Regions from separate parts of the Homo sapiens genome. Here region 1 is linked to region 2. A link is a contact called in ENCODE Hi-C or POLR2A ChIA-PET data. All regions are on one chromosome and are shown on one strand. Each heading gives the region's core, a stretch centred on a gene start or an enhancer-like site at or near the end of the contact. The rest is flanking DNA. Distances are from core to core; before and after follow the strand shown.

Region 1 (6,154 bases), core at 2,979-5,478, 100 kb after region 2:
AGCATCTTAAAAGTGAAGAGTGCCTGTAATCCCAGCACTTTGGGAGGCCGAGGTGGGCGGGTCACGAGATCAGGAGATGGAGACCATCTTGGCTAACATGGTGAAACCCCATCTCTACTAAAAATACAAAAAATTAGCAGGGTGTGGTGGCGGGCGCCTGTAGTCCCAGCTACTCGGGAGGCTGAGGCAGGAGAATGGCATGAACCTGGGAGGCGGAGCTTGCAGTGAGCCGAGATTGTGCCACTGTACTCCAGCCTGGGTGACAAAGAGAGACTCCATCTCAAAAAAAAAACAAAGTGAAGAGTATATCATTTCCAGAAAACTTATGCAATGTCTAAGTTCTGACAGCTCTTAGAAGGTAACCATATATACTCAAATATTTCACATATCCATGGATATGAAATCATCCAAACCGTTGCTGGAGAGAACAAAGAAGAAACTTAGTATCCCTTCAGGAGATACCAGGAACAAGCCCTACATTCTAAGTAACTCACATCTGTGTGTGTGTATGACCAGTCTTCCCTAGCCAACTCAAATCCCTGGAATGTGCAAAGGATGAGTTCTCCAATTCATTTCCTGGGCCCCCTAGAGTGACTTCTTGATGTAGTTACAGAGGCAAAGAGGCAACATGTTAATAACTATCCAAGCTTGTGGCTTACTGGACCCTTCTGAGATGTGATACCGACAACTGCTTATGTCAGGACTGCATTAGGTCATCCTGTCAGTCAGTTCTAGGTACCCAATGCATGGGAAAGCATCATGTAGAAGGACGATTTGAGTTCACTTCCCAACTCTGCCAGTAGCTGAGTGACGAACACATCACTCTGTGAATCTAGGTTCAAGAATAAACTCTAAGACTTAATATACAGAACACTGGCAGTACGAGGGGGTGTGAGTTTGACAGGAAGAGAGGAGACTAGGAAATTATTATTATTCACAGCCACAGCATCTTCAGGAACTATAGATAAAGAGAAAGCTTCAAGCTTGCCGGAGATTTTAAGCATGTTTTTAGATTATTAAATGGACAACAGCTGTCATTTTAATGAAACAGGTTTTAAATTTCTTTTATTTATGAACTAAAATGTATGTTCTGATCAAGTTTTGTTTTTTCTGTGTCCATTATTTAGTACCCAGTCTCATAAATGTGAAATTTAAGAGACTCAGACTCCTTGGACTAATTTGTTTTCCTATTATTAGGAGTAATGGGCTTGCTCCTAGTGCCTCCTGTGTGGCCACATTATCTGTGCTTTCAGAAGAAAAAATGCACTTGCAGAATGCCTTTCTCCCACTCCTAAAACCCTGGTACAGGAAGCCTACAGTTACCAGTGTTCTGCAAGGTCCTTGCTCCTCTCGTCGCCCCAAAAGGACAGCATTGCTCTGACATTTTGATCACTAGTGCCATCTAGTGGTGAAGACAAGGAAACTACTGTCTATCCGCCTTTCTTAATGGGGATTCCATGAGATCCAGGCTGAGGGCAGGTGGACTATTTGGCATTGTTCATATGTAAGACAGGCTGAATAATTCCAGTAATTAATAGTAATTATAACATTTGTTATGGTATTTATTTCACCCAAGAAATAAGTTTTGGTATTATTTTATACCAATATTTTTTACAATTATTCAAAATTCATACAAATAGAAAAAAATCTGTGAAATCAAATATTTAACACACATTTCAAATACTAATATACATAAAAATATTCAAGTAAACCAAATTCATGAAAAACATCAATCCCTCACTGTCATTCTAATTTAAACGACTAGCGGCCCTGACTCTGCTGCTTTTTGCTGCAGACCCTTCTGCCCCAAGCACCCCTGGGGCAGTTGCTGGGCCTGCAGTTCTCCAGCCTTCCTACTGCATGTAGCTCTTCTGAGTGGGGCAAATCCAGGAAGAAAGGTTCACAACCAAAATTTAAATGACCACATACTTGCTTCAGTCCTTTAAGGTTGGAGAGAAAAGTAAACAACCTCTCCTAATTTTAACGTATCTCACCATTTTTTTTTTCTGGCCAGTGACTCAGTTACTGCCGTTTTAAAATTTCTGTTCTAACCAACCTGAAAAGAGTTTGCTTTTCCACAGGGAGCAATCTGCCCACATCAGAGGGCTTCTTCCCACACAGATCCATGCCCAGGCTATATTTTGGGGGGTGTGATAGGAGGGCAGGGAGGAGGAAGATCGGCAGAAAGTGAATGGAGGAGGGTAATATCAGGATTGGAGAGAGGGTCTGGGGAGAAAGCCAACAAGGGAGAGTAACAACGACTGGTATCTGAACTAACAGCTGATTGCATCAAGATGGTATCTGCAATCTCTAGCCCAGTGGTGATTCTGTCACATAGTTCCTAATTTTTAATCTTTCTTTTCTTCTCCTGAGATAATCTACAATGGTTTATTTAAGCTACTTTAGAAAGAGTCCATCACAAGCTCTGTTACTACTTCATCAGATGAAGGACCTGAGCCACTTTTTTGTTTTGGGAGCTATCAACAAGATTCCAGAAAACCAATAGCACTGGGCCTCAAGGGAAGGGCTAGGGGCTGTCCATTGCCTTCTACTCACCTTTTCTACTCCTGGACAATCCTGCACCCCATTATTCCCCTCACTTTTAGAGGCCACTTCCCAACTAGGGAGCAGATGCAGGATCAGGTCAGCATAGGGCCCAAAGGACAGAAATCAATGTCTCTGTAGGTGCTGGTCCATGCTGAGCTGGCTCTCTGGCTGGTCTGCAACCATGGCCAGGTGAAGAGCTGCCCAGGACGTCCATCAAGGAGCATGAGAACATTGCTGGAAATTGTGGCAATGAGCACAACGGCATCTCCTGAAACTCTTCTCAGGGAGGACATTCCATGAAGTGGAGGAAAACCTGGATGAGCTGTGGAGGGATGGTGTGAGATCCCCAAGAGAATTCCCAAATATATTCTCAAACTCCCACCTTAGGAGAGGTGGAGGGCTTGGTTAACTGAACCCTTTTGTTTTGTTGAGTAGGGTATGAGAGTTTGGGGCCAGAGCTGCATTGCTTAACAGCCAAAGGAAAGGTAGCATACTTTTTCCAAAATCCTTTCTCCACAGAACCATTAGTCTCCCTCTAAAAATACGTGAAGAAAAAAATATATAAATATTGGCCTGTCTAGAGGCACCACAAGTCTTGGTGAAGCTGTGTGTCTGACAGAGCTCATATGAGGCAACCTTCAGAAGAGTAATACCCTCAAGTTTATATAATCATCAAAATTCTACCACTGGGGGAATTAGTGGGGGAAGCCTTTGCATCTACAGCTGCTCTGCTTCAGAGATGGTGGGTGTGGTAGCCTGAGTCTCAGGAATGCAATTAAGGATTGCTTGTGGAAAAGAAGTTAGGCAACCTTGGGAAGGCTCGACACTCTTTCTGACTTTTGCGTTTTATCTAATTCACTTACTCATTTCACATTTATTAAGTATCTATTATGGGATAAATACTGTGTGGGGCACTAGAAACAGAAAGAGAAATGAGGGAAGGGGCAGAGAAGGCTGTGTCAGACACATGGATTGCTTATTCAAATCCACCTTCCTTTTTCTCCTTGGCAGAACCTTCATTTTGTCTGAGATGGCAATGTGTCCTATTAAATACTTGTTTTCAGAACCTCCTGCAATTACTGCTGGACATTAAAATGTAAACACAAGTCCAAAACAGAAGGTTTCTAAGAAAACTTTCACTGTCCTGTTAAAAGGTGACAGATATGCCTGGCCACATCCCTTACCTCTTTTTTGTTTTTTGAGCTTGGAAATGATAGCTCAGACTGTAGCAGTTATTTTGCCACTATGATATTGTGAAATAAATATTTGGTCTCTGTCCCAGATTCCTGGCATACAATTTCTAAAATCCTTGGAATCTCCAAAGTGACATCTTTTTGTGTGCTAAAGAGTTGACAAATGACTGGCATCTCCAAGGTAGCTGCAGGATGGGGGATGATCACCAGAACAACCAAGGCAGGCAGTGGGTTGGAACTTTCAGCCCCACCCCCTGACCTCAGGGAGGGAAGAGGGGCTGAAGGGTAAGTTGATTATCAATGGCCCATGGTTTAATCAATCATGTCTACATAATGAAGCCTCCATAAAAACCCAAAAGACAGAGTTTGAAGAGCTTCCGGACAGCTGAGCACATGGAAGTTCCTGTAGTGTGGCGTGCTCTCGGATGGCAGGGAAGTTCCACGCCCCTCCCACCACACCTTGCTCTGTGCATCTCTTCATCTGTATCCTTTGTAATAAACCTGTAAATGTTAAGTAAGTGTTCCTCTGAGTTCTGTGAGCCACTCTAGCAAATTAATTGAACCTGAGGAGGGGGTCATGGGAACCCCAATTTATAGCTGGTGGGTCAGAAGCACAGGTAAAACAACCTGGGACTTGCAATTGGCATTGGAAGTGAGGGCAGTCTTGTGAGACTGAGCCCTTAACCTATGGGATCTGATGCTATCTCCAGGGAGACAGTGTCGGAACTGAATTGGAGGACACCCAGCTGGTATTCACTGCAGAACTGATAGCTTGTTGATGTGTTTGGGAACTCCCCCTTGCAACACACACACATTTGGTCATGGAAATTTTCTGTGTTGATTGTTGCGGAGTAACAGGAGAGGAAAAACAGTGTGTGTTTTTTCTACTCAGAGGCACCATAAAGAAAAAGGACAAAATAATTACAGAGATAACGGCTTAACATTGTCAGGACTGATGAACCAACTGCAACTGTCTACCTCAGGACTTGATACATGAAAAATATTAATTCCTATTTGCTTAAGCTATTGCTAGTTTATCTTTCCTTAAGCCAAACATATTCCTAATTTAAATAGAGATAAATGTTTAATAGGTAAGTGTTGTGGAGCTGAAGGGGCAAAGAGAACTAGGAGGGAAGAGTCTGCGAGGAAGGAAAAGATCAAGAGAGTTCTGCTTCTGCATCCAAGGGAGGAGAGGCTAGCAGAGAAGGGAGTGGCTAACTGTGGGGCATGCAGGAGCCACACCAAGTGAGATGAAGTAAGTCTTTAGCCATGAAGAGGTCCTAGTGATTTTGACAGAATGGTATCCAAGAATGGTGATGGCTAAAGAGAGGCTGTGGCAGGATGAATAACTGAGAAATGAAGGAAGGATGGTAATTTGTAAACTATGGCCACTGGATCCACCCTGTCACCTGTTTTTGTAAAAATGTTTCATTTGAACACAGTCACACACATGCATTTCAGTACTTTTGATGGCTGCTTTCACAGCTACAATGGCAGAAATGAGTAGTTGTGACAGAGACTGTAACGCCAGAGCATAAACTATCTGGTCCTCTAACGAAAACATTTCCCAACCCCTGGTGTAGACAACTTTTCTACACACTTGGCATGAAAAGCAACAAATAGCTAAATAGCTAGAAGGAGATATACGTTGAAGGTTTTTTGTTTTTAATTTTAAAGAGATGGGAAGCCCCTATGGGGAAGCTGCCAGGAGAAAGAAGTGAAGTGCTAGAGAGAAGGGTTGACTGGTGGAGAACACAGAGAATCTCCCAGGCAGAGTAAGAGCATGAAGTGAGGGGGTCACTAGTCACATGGTGTCGCAGGATGATTTCTTCTACTGGAAATGCTTATCATAAATTCACAGTGGGGCGTGTAACAAACAGATCTTCAAGAAGGTTCAGAACCCACTCTGTAGACTGTAGAAAAACTGAGTCTGAAAAAAAAGGAGATATTCTGCCAAATCATTTGGTTTCTGTGGGCCATGGTTTCACCATCAGTAAACTGAATTTTTATCTGGGGATTGGAGGGTGTAACCAATCAAGAATTGTAAAGCCGTCTGCAACTATGAAATGTCACTGAAATGCTTAATAATAACATAACTCTTCTGGCACCAGGATGTTATGAGAACTAAGAGGCAGATGCTTTCCTGGTGCTTGAAAGATGAAAAGCTCAGTGTAGACACTGGGCCTTACTATGGACCATCATGACAAAAGGCAGGTAGCAGGCACAATGAACATGAATCATACAACTGCACAGAGGCAGACAAACTGAAATTGTGTATTTAAGAAGAAAAAATGGTCAAATATATAAACATGGAAAAAGGTTGTTCATATTTCCCTCCAACCTCAGGGGACTGAAGCAGGTATATGATCATTTAGGTTTCGGTTGTCAATCTTTCTTCCTGGATTTGCAGTATA
Region 2 (6,499 bases), core at 2,071-4,570:
CTTGAGACTCAAACATCATTTTGCCACAGAGACTTACGTTCCAGGCCTTGCCAAAGACCCTTGCCATGCCTTCCCAGGGCACCGTGCATTTTATCTTACACATCCATCACTCTTACAAAAGTATTTTCGTTATTGTGTCTGCTGGCAGTTGAGAGGTGGGGGTTTCCCTGTGCCCACTGGTGGCAGAGCTCACTCACTTTTGCCACACGGATATCACGGCAGGTTGTTCAGGATCCTCTCTAATCTGCTTCTCTCTAGCCTCTGTGACAGAGCTAGGTCAGTCTCATGGGTCGCTGTGTCTGTCTTTCACCACCAACACCACATTTTCAGGCCAGAGAAAGGCTCATTAAATTCTGGGACTGGTAACAGTGAGAAGTTGTAAACATTCCTAGGAGGGAAACAAGCACCTTTTCTCCCTAGTTGTTGCCAAAGGTCATAGCTCCCTTTAGGACTTTTCCTACAGGATTATATGGTTTCTCCCGTTTCCTCGGGACTTGGTGGGTATAAATGAGACGTTTTCCTGCATTTTCCCAGAGGGCAGCAGACCTGGCTTAGAGACACTCAGAAGGAACTGTGTGTGTGTGTGTGTGTGTGTGTGTGTGTGTGTGTGTGTGTGCACGGAGAGAAGTATGAGTGAGGGAAATCCTGCTGAAAGATAATGGGAAAGGGGAGGAGAAATGTTCTGGAGTTCGGTGTGGAGTCTCAGGGCTGTCCTGGGTGCTTCCTGAGTATCAGTAAGAATGCTGTGAGCAGACGCTGGCCCCAGGACCACGCTGGGGCCCTCCAGCAGGAGAGGAAGGCAAGGTCTTGGCCCTCAGACAACTTTCCTGTGTTTGATTAAGACAGCTAGAGAAGGGCTCTGCCGTGGACCCTGGCAGTTTTGCTTGACTTGAATGTGTGTGACAGTTATTTAATTTGTTCATCATTAGGATGGCCTCAGATTTGCAATCAGACCTTGTAGACACTGAGTCATGTATTCTGGGCAGGAGATGACTTTGCCGATTACTACCTCCCCAGCAGTCATGAAAAAAAGATACCACCCCAGTGGTTGAAATCACAAATTGAAATACCTGATTCCAAGAAGTTAGGCCCTAGTGTATTGGGATGAAATTGTACTCCTCCCCCACAAGAGTGTGGCTTTTCCAGAGCTCGCGTGTCTGTTAGCACACCTGCCCAGGCAGCCTAATCAGGGCCAGAGCCGCTGCTTGGGTAGAGTCCTGCATGTTCAGTGGAATGGAACATGGCAGTGCACACCCGCAGGCTGAAGTCAAATAGCCATCAATCACAGAGCCTCCCTACTTTGCCCAGATCCCTGGGGTGGTGAGTAGACACAGGCTTATGGCAGCCAACTGACCCCATGTCCCTGTCTGTAATGAAGCCGCCAGGAGGGGCCCTTGCTGGTTTTCACCATATGCTTACCAATTAAAACTTCAGTCCATGCCACATGCTGGGCTGTTGGAAACACATTTTTGTTTTGATGTGGCTATTTTGAAGTCCATGTGTGCAAAAACATGTGCTTTCTGTCAACCAAATGATGACGCTGCCGCTGCTGAGGCTGTGCTCTTGCCATGCTTGTAAAATTAATGGGGTTTTGTATCTCTCCTAAATACTCTATTATCAGATGAAAAAGAAATTACCATAAAAATTCCTTCAGTACCAAAGGGAATGTTTCTAAAAGGCCTGTTCACTCCATCCCATGACCCAGCACAGTTTTTACTTTTAAGGAAGAGTGTATGATGCTCTCATTCTCAGACACGTGGCCTCACAGCTGTGTGCCCATTGGCTTCCTTCTGTAACTGCCACCCATGAATCTCTGTCTGGAAACTATGCCCTCAGATCTCCAGTTCCTAAAGCCTTCCCCTCTTGGGATGCCCAGGAGGGACAGCCCCTCAGCTGCAGGGGGGTCTTTGCTGCCCCTCCCCATGTCCTCCAGCCTTCCCTGGAAGCAGGTTCCTGCCCCAGGCTGGAGTTCCCAGTAGAAGATGCACAACCTGTAATCAAAGGAGAGGAATTTACTCCTCCACCCCCAAATTCCTACCTGGCACTTGGGGACATTTCCACGGAGGAGTGGGATTTGGAAGTTGCCCAGGAATATCAGGAAAGGTGACATTTCATCTGCTCCACTGCATCTTCCCTGCCCAGCTAACTCCCTGACTCATCCTCAGAGGATGGCAGCCTGAGAGCAGATGAAGGATTGGGGGGTGATGGCCCCGTGGGTCCTGAAGAATGAGTTGCTGGGAAGCTGGGGTTAGCTGGGCCCCCTGCCTAGTGAGGCCTGAATGTCCCTTTCCCTTAGTAATGCCCATGCCCAGCCTGCTGGGGGGCTGGTTCTGTGCACCCCATGGCCAGCCGTGCCCATTACCTGGTGCCGCAGGATGCCTCCACAGAGAGCTGCCCTGATCTGCGTGTTCTCATGGAATCTGGGCAGGTCCCTTCCAGCCCCTGCCATGCGTAGACCCTGCCAGAATTTCTGTGTTGCTTTGAGCAGTGTGTACCTAGGGTTCAAGCACACACCCTTAGAGTGCATTGCCAGGGTTCCAGAAGAGTGGGCTTTGCTCAGCCTGAGGGCAGTTCCCTTAAGAGTGAGCCACCCTCCTCCAGCCTTCATGTGTGGCAGTTGGCTCAGAATTTTGTGTATTCTCGATCATTTTGCTACACATCCACAGCTCATAGCTGAGGGTTTTGCTCAGAAAAAATAAATAAATAAAAATAAAAAAATTTTAAAAAAGCATAAGCCAGATTGTGCCATTTCCCTGTTCCCTAGAGTGTCACACGAGTGAGAACATGATCATCTTACCTCAGTGACAGCATCAAATCTCCAGCGTTGATAGGTTTGCAAATAGACTGTGACCATGAGTGATTCTTCCAAACTGCTTTCAAAATCTCAAACTAACTTCACATTATGAGCAAATATAACCCAAGAAAAGGGTGATGAACCTCACTGGTTCAGCCAACTGATTTCAGGACACATTAGCTGTTTTTCATCAGCTTGATCCACCATGGATTTTGTTTCTCTTTCCCTAAACAGGCAAAAAGGTTATATATTAGTTTCGTATTGCTGTGTAACAAGTTTCCACAGACATAGCGATTGGAAACAACACTCGTTTATTATCTCACAGTTTCCATCTGTCAGAAGTTTAGCACAGCTCAGCTGAGCTCTTGACCTTGCCTGTCCACTGCCACAAGGCTGGAATTAAGGCTGCGGCTGGCTGGGCTCTTATTGGGAGACTCTGGGAAGAGTCCACTTCCAGCCTCATTGAGGGTGATAGCAACATCCAGTTCCTTGTGCCCACAGAACTGAAGTCCCTGTTCCTGGTAGGCTGTTGACCAGTGGTGGTTCTCAGCTTCTAGAGGCCACCTGCATTCCCTGTCAAGCAGCAGTGATGTGGCAGATCCTTCTCCTGCTTCGAATCTCTGACTTCCTTTTCTGCTGCCAATTGGAAAACTCTCTGCCTTTAAAAGCCTTTCCTGATTGGATCCAACTCATCTAGTAAACCTCCATATCGTAAGGTCACTGACTAGGGACTTTCCTGTCATCTGCACAATCCCTTCACAGCATTGCCTCGATGAGTGTTTGAATAACCAGGGCATAGGTCTCTTGGGGGCCATCTTTGGACATCTGTCCACCACAGAGAAATCAACCTCACATTCATTCTCACCTCACTTCACCCTTCCAAGAAATCTGTCGTCAATATAATCTCCATTGTTGTCTCCACCAGCAAGTGCCGGGGATCCTGAACCCGAATCAGAGGCAGAACCGGAAGCAGAGGCAGGGGCGGGGCAGGTTGCTGATGAAGCTGGCCAGGACATAGCCTCTGCCCACGAGGGTGCAGAGACTGAAGTGGAGCAGGCACTAGAGCAAGAGCCGGAAGAAAGAGCCTCCCTCAGTGAAAAAGAGAGGCAGAACGAGGGGGTGAACGAGAGGGACAACTGCTCTGCCTCCAGCGTCTCGTCCTCCAGCAGCACGTTGGAGAGGGAGGAGAAGGAGGACAAGCTCTCCAGGGACAGGACAACTGGTAAATGAAGCCCCTTGTTTCAGTCGGCATGTGCCAGGGAGGCCTGGGGTGCAGGGGCTGGTTCTCTAAGAGCTTGTCCACAGGCTGGCCTCTGAGGTGACCTGGGTCAACCCACTCATGTGGCTGTGTCACCCAGTGTCTGGGGACAAGGAGTGTGGCCACGCTGGCAGCCAGCCAGCAGCCTTCTGCCCTGTAGAAAGACAGCCCCCAAACTGTCTGCCACACCATCACATTCATCACCTCCACACCTGGGGAAAAGGGCCCCGATAAGGAGGGCTTTTCCTGAGGAATAAGCCCCAGAAGAGAAACCTCTCACTTCCCCCTGACTGTTCCATTGTGAATAATAGTAAGGTTGATAATAGTAAGGCTTTTTCCGTTTTTGATATAAGTTTAGAAACTGTCACATTGTCATCTATTCCTTTAAAAATGTGTTTACTGAAGTGTGTTAATCATTTTGACTGGACATTTCAGACTGGGAAAGATTTGTTTAAATGGATTGAATGAGTATTTCCAAAAAATTGTACACAGTTTACTGAGGTCAATTTGATGTACTGGAATATAGATAATTTGTTTTCTATATTACACTCATAACTATTCTTTTCTTTGTATAAAGTATATGCTTTTCCTTATGGAAGTATATCTTTTTGATGTTACACTTAATACTCATTCAGTTCTCCTATGAATGGTAACTTTAGAATTAGGGACCAAATGGAATGTTAGATTATAGGTTTGGTTTAGCCTGAAAGAACCTCACCAAGGACTTGAGAAGGGTGCCACAGAGGGTTATAGGAATCGTGAATAATTCATATGATCTGTGACACCACAGGATTACTTTTCCTACCCATGACTTGTGTGCTATCAAGGTGGTAGAATGCCTCCTTCCTCAACAAACACTCCTAACCAGTGGAGTCATGTCTTATGGGCCAGCCTTTCTTAAGCTACATATGAGTGGCACCCACTCGAGTCGATGTCTTAGGCCCAAAGGGCAATATGACACCTCTACAAAGGCCTGCCAACCAGTGCCATGACCCATGAATGGCTTATTCATTCCTAGATTAAAAATACATTGTCTCAGAAGCATGGATGAACGAATGAATGAAACCAGAATGTCTTCCAATAGACCTGTCAGTCAATGGCGTAGTCTAAAATAGTTACTATTTGGATTTTTTCCCAGTTAGAATATACTACTAGATTTTATGCTTTATATTGCTGGTCACTATGATGCAGTAAAAACAAGAAGATAAAAGACTTTATTAGTTTACATCTTAGGAATTATTGCATTGAAAATCCAGTGTCTTCATTTGGTTGAATATGTATGTGCCAAGAGGTATTATATATACTGATATTTACTTAATTTCTTTCAAAGTCAGATTACAGTTAGTCCCCCAAATTCTTCTTATCATTCATATTAATGTAATTATTGTCATAATACTGGGTGTAGGGTAAGTCTTATTGATCAGATTGGTCTTAAATCATGTTTTATTTATTAGGAATAGCTTTAAGAATTATTAATCATAACTGGGTTTAGCAGGCCTAAAACATATCAAGAAATTGGATTAGTAAAAATATACCAGGCGACAGGGCTTTCTTGGATCAGATTGTCCAATATTCTTCCAAAGAAGGACAATTTTCCAAAAGTGGAAACCGTTCCCAGTGAAGAACCACTGACTTTCTACCAAAGTGGGCAATGTCCAAGTATTTAGAAGCAGAAATTAGGGCTTTGCAATGATTTTTCTGCTTTGCTTCAGTGCTGTTATGAGAGTTGGTCATGTTTATTTACTGTAGCTTATTGGTTCCTAAAAAATCTCACTGCTCACAGGCATCATCAGCCACTGTGGAGTCCGGGCAGCTATGTCATTATAGCTCTTGCTTTTCAGAGTGCTGTCAAATCACAGAGCAACCTTAGAGATAAAAAATTATTCTCAAACGTATTTCTAATGATTATGTCAAAAATGAATTTGTAGGACTTGAAAAAGTCTCATTCCAGTTATGTGGTTTAATTTTTCTTTGTTTAATGTGTTCTACTTTAGGGCATGCATGTGAGAAGCTTTATCATAACATACATTTTACTTTTTTGTAGTTACTTGCATAATTGTCCTTTGTCTCCACTTGAATGTCAGCTTTGTGAGGGTGGGGATGTCTGTCTATTCATCGTGAGTCCTCACTTCCTAGCAGGGTCTCACAAAACAATCGATGAATAAATGAAGAGGCGTCTGGCTAAGATGGGGAAGCTTCATTGCTCCTGGGTCCTCCCTCTTACAACCAACATAGCAGCACCCTGAGAATACCAGAATAATCAGAGGAGGACTGTGAAAAGTGGAAAGAAGAATGCAGACTGCCTAGGAACCTCTGGACTTAAATTATATGACAGTGAAGCTCCAAGTAAAACTTATTCCCCTAGCCAAAGGACTGGGAAAAGGATTGCCTAACAGAATAGAACACAGGCTTTTTACTTATTAATACTTGTACCCTAGACAGGCACT

Evidence for each region. A loop is a pair of places that touch in the nucleus more often than their neighbours do. ChIA-PET counts read pairs that join two places held with the same protein, here RNA polymerase II (POLR2A). Pooled maps may share reads with other maps.
Region 1: a pooled map of left cardiac atrium shows a loop between it and region 2 (3-fold over the local background). The contact joins two enhancer-like sites. A Hi-C loop is called at or near these places in 5 of 168 maps with a recorded cell type or tissue (K562, body of pancreas, gastrocnemius medialis and 2 more) and 3 of 50 pooled maps. POLR2A ChIA-PET finds 5 or more read pairs at or near these places in 2 of 52 experiments (MCF 10A and Panc1).

What each region holds. Positions count from the first base shown.
Region 1 is chr18:36,808,356-36,814,509 of GRCh38, forward strand. All of the region lies in intron 2 of TPGS2 (tubulin polyglutamylase complex subunit 2), which reads right to left. Among named protein-coding and RNA genes, the nearest start is that of TPGS2, 18 kb to the right of the region's middle. Within about 2 kb of position 4,229, at least 3 of the 41 ENCODE cell types and tissues checked have a DNase peak (open chromatin) inside an H3K27ac peak, as active enhancers do.
Region 2 is chr18:36,705,376-36,711,874 of GRCh38, forward strand. FHOD3 (formin homology 2 domain containing 3) reads left to right here. Exons shown (of 29, transcript NM_001281740.3): 18 at 3,720-4,016. Among named protein-coding and RNA genes, the nearest start is that of TPGS2, 120 kb to the right of the region's middle. RefSeq lists an enhancer at 1,841-2,342. Within about 2 kb of position 3,321, at least 2 of the 41 ENCODE cell types and tissues checked have a DNase peak (open chromatin) inside an H3K27ac peak, as active enhancers do.